Linked DNA regions of Mus musculus: region 2 is linked to region 1. Evidence: chromatin loops called from intact Hi-C (ENCODE). Cell type or tissue: left cerebral cortex. All regions are shown on one strand. Links, peaks and the distances in the headings refer to the core of each region. The heading gives the core; the rest is flanking DNA.

The links. Peaks named below come from ENCODE experiments on the same cell type or tissue, not always from the same donor. Only the 100,000 strongest peaks of a DNase experiment are listed, where the experiment ranks them.
Region 2: a loop joins it to region 1, with 2.9 times the contacts of the local background. A loop is called at or near these places in 2 of 42 quality-filtered maps.

What each region holds. Positions count from the first base shown.
Region 1 is chr2:57,149,014-57,153,415 of GRCm38, forward strand. All of the region lies in intron 1 of BB557941 (expressed sequence BB557941), which reads right to left. Among named protein-coding and RNA genes, the nearest start is that of BB557941, 31 kb to the right of the region's middle. In left cerebral cortex, for the core only: a CTCF peak has its summit at 2,054 (motif pointing left); no DNase peak of the experiment used is centred there.
Region 2 is chr2:57,898,192-57,902,593 of GRCm38, forward strand. No RefSeq gene overlaps it. Among named protein-coding and RNA genes, the nearest start is that of Galnt5, 98 kb to the right of the region's middle. In left cerebral cortex, for the core only: no CTCF peak of the experiment used is centred there; a DNase peak (open chromatin) is centred at 2,569; H3K27ac peaks cover 648 bases.

The DNA of each region.
Region 1 (4,402 bases), core at 308-4,307:
GTTTGTGTGTGTGTGTGTGTGTGTGTGTGTGTGTGTGACAACAATTAATGAAAAAAGAGGACATGAATTTGAGAAGGAGCAAGAAGGAACATGTGGGAGATTTTGGATGGAATGAGATGATGAAATCATGTTGTTACCTCAAAATATAAAATTATTTTTAAAAAGGAAAGAAAATGTGATACATATCAGTAAATAGTTGTCATTTCTTAGGACCAGAAGAAACAATTAGCAGATCTGTTTGGGTGTCAAGGCTGCACTACAAAGCAAAGCGGATTGGGTGACTATAGAGAAATCCATAGTGAAAGAAGACGACAAAGGGGACCTAGACTCACAGAAGCCAATCCCATGTGTCCTAGGATAGACAGTCTTCAACATGACTACTTGTCAGCATTACCTGACATGCTTCGGAAAAACAATAATTGCAGACTTGTTTATGCCTAACTGGATTAAAGTGTGGCTTTAAGTTTTATCTATTTTGCAATTATCCCAGTCCCCAACTCCATCAGGCATTCTCTGGGAGGCTACTGGCCACTCCAGTCAGGGAGCAAAAAAGACCAACTGTAGATCTGCACGTCTCCCTCCTCTCCTCCAAACCCATCCCACAGTCTCGTGTCCAGCTTTGTAGCAGACCACCTGGTGTACCCCCTCATCTCCAGGGTTTCATACAGATCTTCCCCTCCAAAGTTCCCTCCCCCCACTTCCTCACTTTATCCCAGCCTTCACCTCTAGCAGGAATCCCTGGGAACCTGAAGCCCTTCTGGATCCGAAAGTAGGTAACCTATGTGCAGATCGTCAGTGCTCGCTCCTCTCCTCCATACCCAGTTCCCTAGTATCACCCCCAGCTCTGTAGCAGAGCACTGGTTGTGGCCTCCACTTCCTCTGCACCCATCCATCTCCTATGAATCATGAGGATCTTCTCCTCCAACCTTCCTCCACACCCATCCTATTATCCCAACCTCCAAATCCCTCAGGCATTGCCTGGAAACCTGCCAGCAAAGCCTTCCAGAGAAGCAATTAGGCCAGCAAAGCAGGTAGACCAGTTCCAGATCTTCATTCACCTCGCCAAATGCAAACCTTAAGTCTTATCTCCAGCTCTGCAACAGACGGTCATAGCTTCTCCTCACTCTCTGCCCCTTTCTCTAGTGGATGAAGCAAATCTACCAGGATAGAACATCCTGCTTTCCTCCAATCTGTGAACCTCCACAACCTCTCCCCCATAGCCCGTGCCCTTTCCTAAGTGTCAGCTCCCAGTACCTAGAAACGCATTCTACCTGGCATCCTTGGTGACCACCCTTAGCAGGATCCTAGAAGTATTCCCTAACAGGAAATACACAGGTACCATCCCCCCCTAAGAACCAGAGAGGGCAGCAGAAACAAAATACTCTTCCAACAAAGACAAAACCAGATATCGGCATCTAGAATTACAATCTTCTCAAACACAGATGCCTACACACCAGCATAAAAACACAATCAATGACAGCCAGGACAGTATGTCTCCACTAGAACCCAACAACCCTAATATAGTAAGAGAATTGTAGCATAACTGAAGGATAAAACAAAGACCTTAAAACAGCCATTGTGGATATGATATAGGTCCTTAAAGAGGAAATTAATAAATCCCTTAAAGAAAACTATGCAAACAAAAGCAAATAATGGGAGGAAAATAAAAGAGTTTAAGACCTGAAAGTGGAAATAGCAATAAAGAAAACCCAGACTATGGGAAATCTGGAAATGAAAAATTTAGCTTCTCAAAGAGGAACCTCAGAGGCAAGCCTCACCAACAGATCACAAGAGGTAGAAAAGACACTCTCAGGCATTGAAGATACAATAGAAGAAATGGATACCTTGGTCTAAGAAATATTAAATTTAAAAAACTCCTGTCACAAAACATCTAAGAAATCTGGCACATTATAAAAACCAAAATAAGGATAATAGGGATAGGGCTGGAGAGAACGCTCAGTGATTAAGAGCACTGACTGCTCTTCCAAAGGTCCTGAGTTCAAATCCCAGCAACCACATGGTGGCTCACAGCCACCTGTAATGAAATCTGATGCCCTCTTCTGGTGTGTCTGAAGTTAGCTACAGTGTACTTAAAATATAATAAATAATAAATAAATCTTTTTTTAAAAAAAGGATAATAGGGATAGAGGAAAAGGAAGCACAGGTTAAAGGCATAGAAAATGTATTCAACAAAAATCATAGAAGGAAGTTTCTCTAATGTAAAGAAGGAAAAGCCTGTAAGGTACAAGAAGGATATAGAACATCACATACAATGAAGCAGAAAAAAAAAAAAAATCCCCTAGGCATATAACAACCAAAATAATAATCATACAGAACAAAAAAGAATATTAAAACCCAAAAGGGGAAAAGGTTTAGTAATATATGAAAGCAGACCTATTAGAATAATACCTGACTACTTAATGGAGACTCTAAAAGCCAGAAGGGTCTGGGCAGATGTGCTACAGGCTCTGAGAGGTTACAGATGCTCCCCCGGCCCCAGACTACTATATCCAACAAAACTATAAATCACAATAGATGAAGAAAATGAGACCTTCTATATATAACTAAATTTAAGCAATATCTATCTACTCTATTACAGAATGAAAACTTCAACTTAAAGAGATAAAAAAAAAAAAAACCCACCATCCAAAACACAATGATCAAATAATCACAGACCAGCAAATCTAAACAGGGGAAACATGCATACATGCACATGTGCACACACGCAGACACACACACACACACACACACACACACACAGAGAGAGAGAGAGAGAGAGAGAGAGACTGAGCGAGACCTTGGGACACTCATCCCTAAATGACATATCATTTTAGAGCTCAAGGAACCCTGCAGAAAGAGAGGCAGGAAGAATGCAAGCTCAGGCAGAAGGATGGAAGAACTTAACTAAAAGAAAAAGAAAAAAGAAAAAAAAAAAGAGGTCCTCTAAATCAACAGGATTAGTGCCCACATGAACTCAGAGAAACTGGGGTAGCATGCACAGGGCCTGCACAAATTTGCCCCAGATGGGGTCCTAAAGCTAAAAGGAGAAGTAGACACATGCCCCATCTCTGACCCAGAAGCTATCTCCAATTGATAGTGATTTGCAAATAGAAAATTACTTTTCTCTAAGGGAGTCTCACTGGAGAGACAAACTACAAGGCAAACACATGTCAGTAGGGGTAGGCCGTATGCCCAGCTAGCTGTAGATCAACGGAAAGTGAACACACTGGCACCTCGGAGGTTCCTTGTCTTTTGTTGTTAAGGCTTTTTAAAAAACAGTTTATCATAGTTTTATTTTATTTATATTATTCTCTCTTCTTACCCCACAGATCCTTTGAGTATAAATTATGGCTTCCAGTTTTGTATTATTTTTAGATTTTATTTATTTATTTCATATATATGATGAGTCATTGTAGCTGTCTTCAGCCACAGCAGAAGAAGGCATCAGATCCCATTACAGATGGTTGTGAGCCACCATGTGGTTGCTGGGATTTGAACTCAGGACCTCTGGAAGAGCAGTCAGTGCTTTTAACCACTGAGCCATCTCTCCGGCTCCAGTTTTGTATTTTTATGGGGCTCCTGAGTGTGTGAACAAATGGGTCTCTGTGTCAATATCTGTTGCACGTGCTTTTTTCTTGGGCTCTTTTCCGTCTGCTTGTTTTGTTCTATTAGTTTTTGTTTTTGTTTTGTTGTATTTTATTTTATTTTATTTTATTTGTCCCTCAGAAGCCCGTCAGTTTTCTAATGAAAGACAGAAAGGAGGTGGATCCAAATGGGAGGGAGGTGAGGGAGAACTAGAAGGTATAGGAGGGGAAACTGTAATCAGGATATATAATATGAAGGGAAAAAAAGAATGTAATTTTCACTAAAAGAAAAATAATCACACGCGTGGAAGTAAACTAAACTGCTATGAGGTATTAATTTATTAAACACTCGCTGAATGTCCATTCTGTGTTTTGTTGAAGTTTGAGACAGAGCAGAAAAAAAAAAACCCACATTTTTAAACTATTTATTACTTTCTTTGTTTGAGGGGCACAGGCACGACACGCACGTTGAGGACAGAAGGCAGCTTGCTGGGATCAGGTTGTCTTTTTCCACCAACTGCATCTGAACTGAATTCATGTTAAAGTGGAGCCTTTACCTGAGGAGCCATCTTACCTGCCCCAGAATACTGCTGGCCTGGCACATACACACACATTAGGGATCTTTCAGGTGTCTGGAAGGTAGCTGTACCTTCCAGAAAAAGGCTACCTTTTGCTCTAAGACCAGGCCCATCTTAACTTTTACTATAACATCCCCATCCTTTCTCCCGTGAGACTGTAATAAAGCACAGTAAAGATTATTATCATCATCATCACCACCACCACCATCATCATCACCATCTCCATTATTAATGTTCATA
Region 2 (4,402 bases), core at 137-4,136, 750 kb after region 1:
AGTCAGCATATCAGGTTAAGATCTGATAAGCTGGTCTCAGAAAGTCTAATTTATATATCTCATGATTAGCTAGCTCTCATCATAGTAGTAACTATACATATGACTTTCACATTCAGTGGACTATGCTACATCTTATTTCCTAGCAAAAGCTAAAGAGAAAAAGAAAGCAGACACTACCACTAAGTGTTTTTCCAAAGCTCTACTTGGCACAAGTTTTCTACCCATGGATCAAAGCAAGTCCACGGGAAATTGCTCAAGAGCCCAGAGGCTCAGTGTCTGAACACTGTAATGGATCCTCCACCTTAGTCCCTGTTACCAGCAAGCCCATGGCCACAAGATAGACTGTACCCTTTATGTATTTATCACTTGTTAGTGAATATGATTTTATTTGTTCTTTGGTGAGTCCTTTTCCCCTGAAGCTCCCCAATTTAACAGAACTGTAAATCTCTTCAAAACTTCTGTTCTTGAAGGACTGACTGTTTATGTCCAAGTTAGAGCAAAGTTTAAACATAGTAAATTGCACTCTGCTCATGATTGAGTCTCTGGTTAGCACAATTCAGCAACACAGCCATAGAAATAATAGATATTCACCGAAATAAGAGTTATTCATTATATCTTACCTCTTGCAACCTACTCCTCAGAAAATAAAAAGTCCCCACCATTATGTGACCGTATCTGAAAACAAAAGAGTTTTCAGAAGCTTGATAGAAGTTATAAGCACCACCATTTCATCACATACACACACACATACACACACACACACACACACACACACACACACACACACACACACAAACACACACACACACACACAAATTCTAAGCTTTTAGAATTCGTTTTGACTCTACAGAAAACAGCTACAAATGTTTTCCTAGGAGAGTTTATAGGGAGGTTTACTGAAAGTAAGTAAATACTGTTAGAACTCATTCACCTAAGGAGCTCTTTCCAGAAGATGCTACAATAGCAACCATTAATCAAAAGATTATTTCATCTGATATTTCCAATTTGCTTTTATTTCTAGACCCTGAGATACACAAACACTGGTATGAGCAATCACTTGTCTCATTAAAAACAAACATCCAAACAAAAGGAGTACACTTTAAGCAACAAAGATTGCACACAAGTTCAGTCTTCTGGAAAATGCTCTCCAGTATTGTGGATTTTTCCACTCACAGAAGCTTTGCTGTGATTTCCCATTCCACATCTGCTCTTCATTTGAGGTTCTTCCCCAAAACGCAGGAACAGAGGTGCCAAATTCTTGATGTTAAGAATTCTCACAAAACACCCATGGAAGGAGTTACAGAGACAAAGTTTGGAGCTGAGATGAAAGGATGGACCATCCAGAGACTGCCCCACCCGGGGGCGTCCATCCCATAATCAGCCACCAAACCCAGACACTATTGCATATGCCAGCAAGATTTTGCTGAAAGGACCCTGATATAGCTGTCTCTTGTGAGGCTATGCCAGTGCCTGGCAAACACAGAAGTGGATGCTCACAGTCAGCTATCGGATGGAACACAGGGCCCCAGTGGAGGAGCTAGAGAAAGTACCCAAGGAGCTAAAGGGATCTGCAACTCTATAGGTGGAACAACAATATGAACTAACCACTACTCTCAGAGCTCTTGACTCTAGCTGCATATGTAGCAGAAGATGGCCTAGTCGGCCATCATTGGGAAGAGAGGCCCTTTGGTCTTGCAAACTTTATATGCCCCAGTACAGGGGAATGCCAGGGCCAAGAAGTGGGAGTGCCTGGGTAGGGGAGCAGGGCAGGGGCAGGGTATAGGGGACTTTTGGGATAGCATTTGAAATGTAAATGAAGTAAATACCTAATAAAAAATTGGAAAAAAGAAAAAGAATCCTCTAGTCTCCTTGAGAATTCTTTAAAAATTTAAATGCTATGTTGGATGACAAGGAGACTAGAGGATTCTTTTTCTTTTTTCCAATTTTTCTCTTAGCATCCGAGTAGAAGCTATTTTACAAATCCTAAGTGGGGTTCATGCTGAATAAAAGCTTCATTGAGATTCTAAGCTGGGACCCTCCGCTTATGTCTACCTCTCTCATGGTGGAAGAGACCTATGCTGTTCAGACTGTAAGCTGGACTCCCCCGCTGGCATCCATCTGCCTTCCGGTGATGGGCTATGGATAGCTGTGGACCAGGCAGCATACTGTTTGTTTTGCTCTCTCACAGCAGTTCAGCCTGGGCTTACAGAGATCGCTGTGAACACTCAGCAGCTTCTATAAGCTCTAATTCTCATCCTCGTATTCTCCGTAACTACAGCTATTACGTAAAAGTCCACAGCAAAGCTTAGCTACTGGGGTGAAAAACAACTAGAGAAACATTCTACTGTGGACAGCTTTCTGTCAAGTCTTCCATCCCTCTTTGTAAATAGAGACTTGGATTTTGAGTTTCTGAGAAGAAGGCCCACCTGGATTTCTAGAATATACCATGGCAGAGCCTTGGCAAGTCAGAGGCGGAGGGTGGGGGATTTTATTCTACAGGCACAGATGCTTTCAGCTTTCAAACAACCTCCTACTTCTTAATCCCTCTCTTCAGGTTCCTGCCAAGCTCTCTGGAAATCTGAGCTTTGGACACCCTCCAACACAACATCTCATCCATATGCCTGCCTGAGGAAGACATTCCGCAGGCTCTTTCCTTCAGTCCGTGAATGATTCATGTGTTCAGATCTTAAACATCAGCTTACTGAATGAGGGACCTAATGGACTGAACGCTTGATCTGACGTCAAGGAAATGCGCTGTTTTAGGGGTACGTGTCTGACACTGATGGCTTAGCTAGAAAATACGACAGCATTTCTTCCACCCCACAACACTCCTTCCTCTTATCACAGTGCTGAGATAAAGCCTTGTACATGAGAGGCAAGCATTTTACCCGTCCCCTGTCCCCAGCTCTACCCCAGACCACTGTACTCCCTTTCAGTGCTTCTTGACTGAGATCCACATTTGCTAACCATATTTTAAAGCTCCATTTTAAGGAGAATTGACTTCTGTTAGTAATGGTGCATTGCAGTTTATTCCAGGAAAAGTAAATGGAATGATAATTCTATTCTTTCCTTCCAAGGGAAATATGCCACGTTAATAAATTGCTTTTACTGCCCAAAGCAAGATTATAACCCAAAAGGCCTAGAGTAGAGGTTGGTAACTAAAATAAGTCGGAATAGTTAAGTCATAGAGGGCAGTTGGCCCTTCATATCCACAGGGTTCTCATTCACGTGTTCAACCAGCTGCAGATGGAAACTACTCAGGTAATAAAAAATGTATTCAGAATATAAATACTTTTGCCCTTGTCACTGTTTCCCGATCAAAACAATATTACAACTGTTTGCACAGTCTTTGATTGTATTAGTCTCTAAATAAGCAGGAGATGATCTACAGGGTGTGGGTCGTATTAGATAAGGTTCTTGGGCATCCCAGGTTTGGATGCCTGGGAGAGTCCTGGAGCCAGTCCACACTCATACTGAAGAACAGGGGTCCTGTTTAATACAATAGGACACAGCTCCTACTTAGCTATTAAATAGTGTTTTGCTGTGTGTGTGTGTGTGTGTGTGTGTGTGTGTGTGTGTATGAATGCATATCCAGGTTTGTGTAGGTATGCTCACAAATCCATGTGTGATCATGTCATGTGTGCACATGAATGTGGAGGCCAAATGTTAATATCAAATTCCTTCCTGTATCACTTTCTCCTTATTTATTAAACATAGGTTCTCTAGCCTACTTAGGAACTCGCTGACTGAACCAGAGTGGTTGGCCAGGGAGCTGTATGTCTCTACCTCTCCAGTATTGGGGATAAAGATGCATTCTTTCCTGCTTGGTTTTTAGACGGATGCTGGATACAGGCCATAGCTCTCATGGTTCTGGAGCAACCCTGGTACAGTCTGGTGGATGTTCTCCATACCCTTCCCACTGCTGACATAGCTGGAACTTACAGAAATTTTTAGATGCTATAATGTCTTTTTGTTGTTGTTTTTGTTTGGGGTTTCTGTTTTGTGGTTCTAATTTTGTTTTGAGATGGGGGTTTCATGTAGCCTAGGCCAGTCTTGAACTTATATAGCTCAGGCTGGCCTCAATCTACTAGCTCCTGTCTCTACCTCCTGGAGGTTTGGATAATAAGCTTTTATTCTTACATGCAATGTCCTAGCCTTAAACATTAGCTATTATTTAGGACAAATATAAACAATCTCTAAGGCAAAGACAGCTGTACACCAGATTTGATGGGTATTGTCAAGTTTATAATCTTTGACATACTTTATTTATAAGTGTTTTAAATAGGTTGATAAGAAACAAAATGAAGCTAAAATCACTTAAACTTTGCTATCAAGTAAACAATTTTATTTTAAATGACAGTAAAGAGTGAGGAGCTTTCAGAGACAGTTATGAGTGAAACTC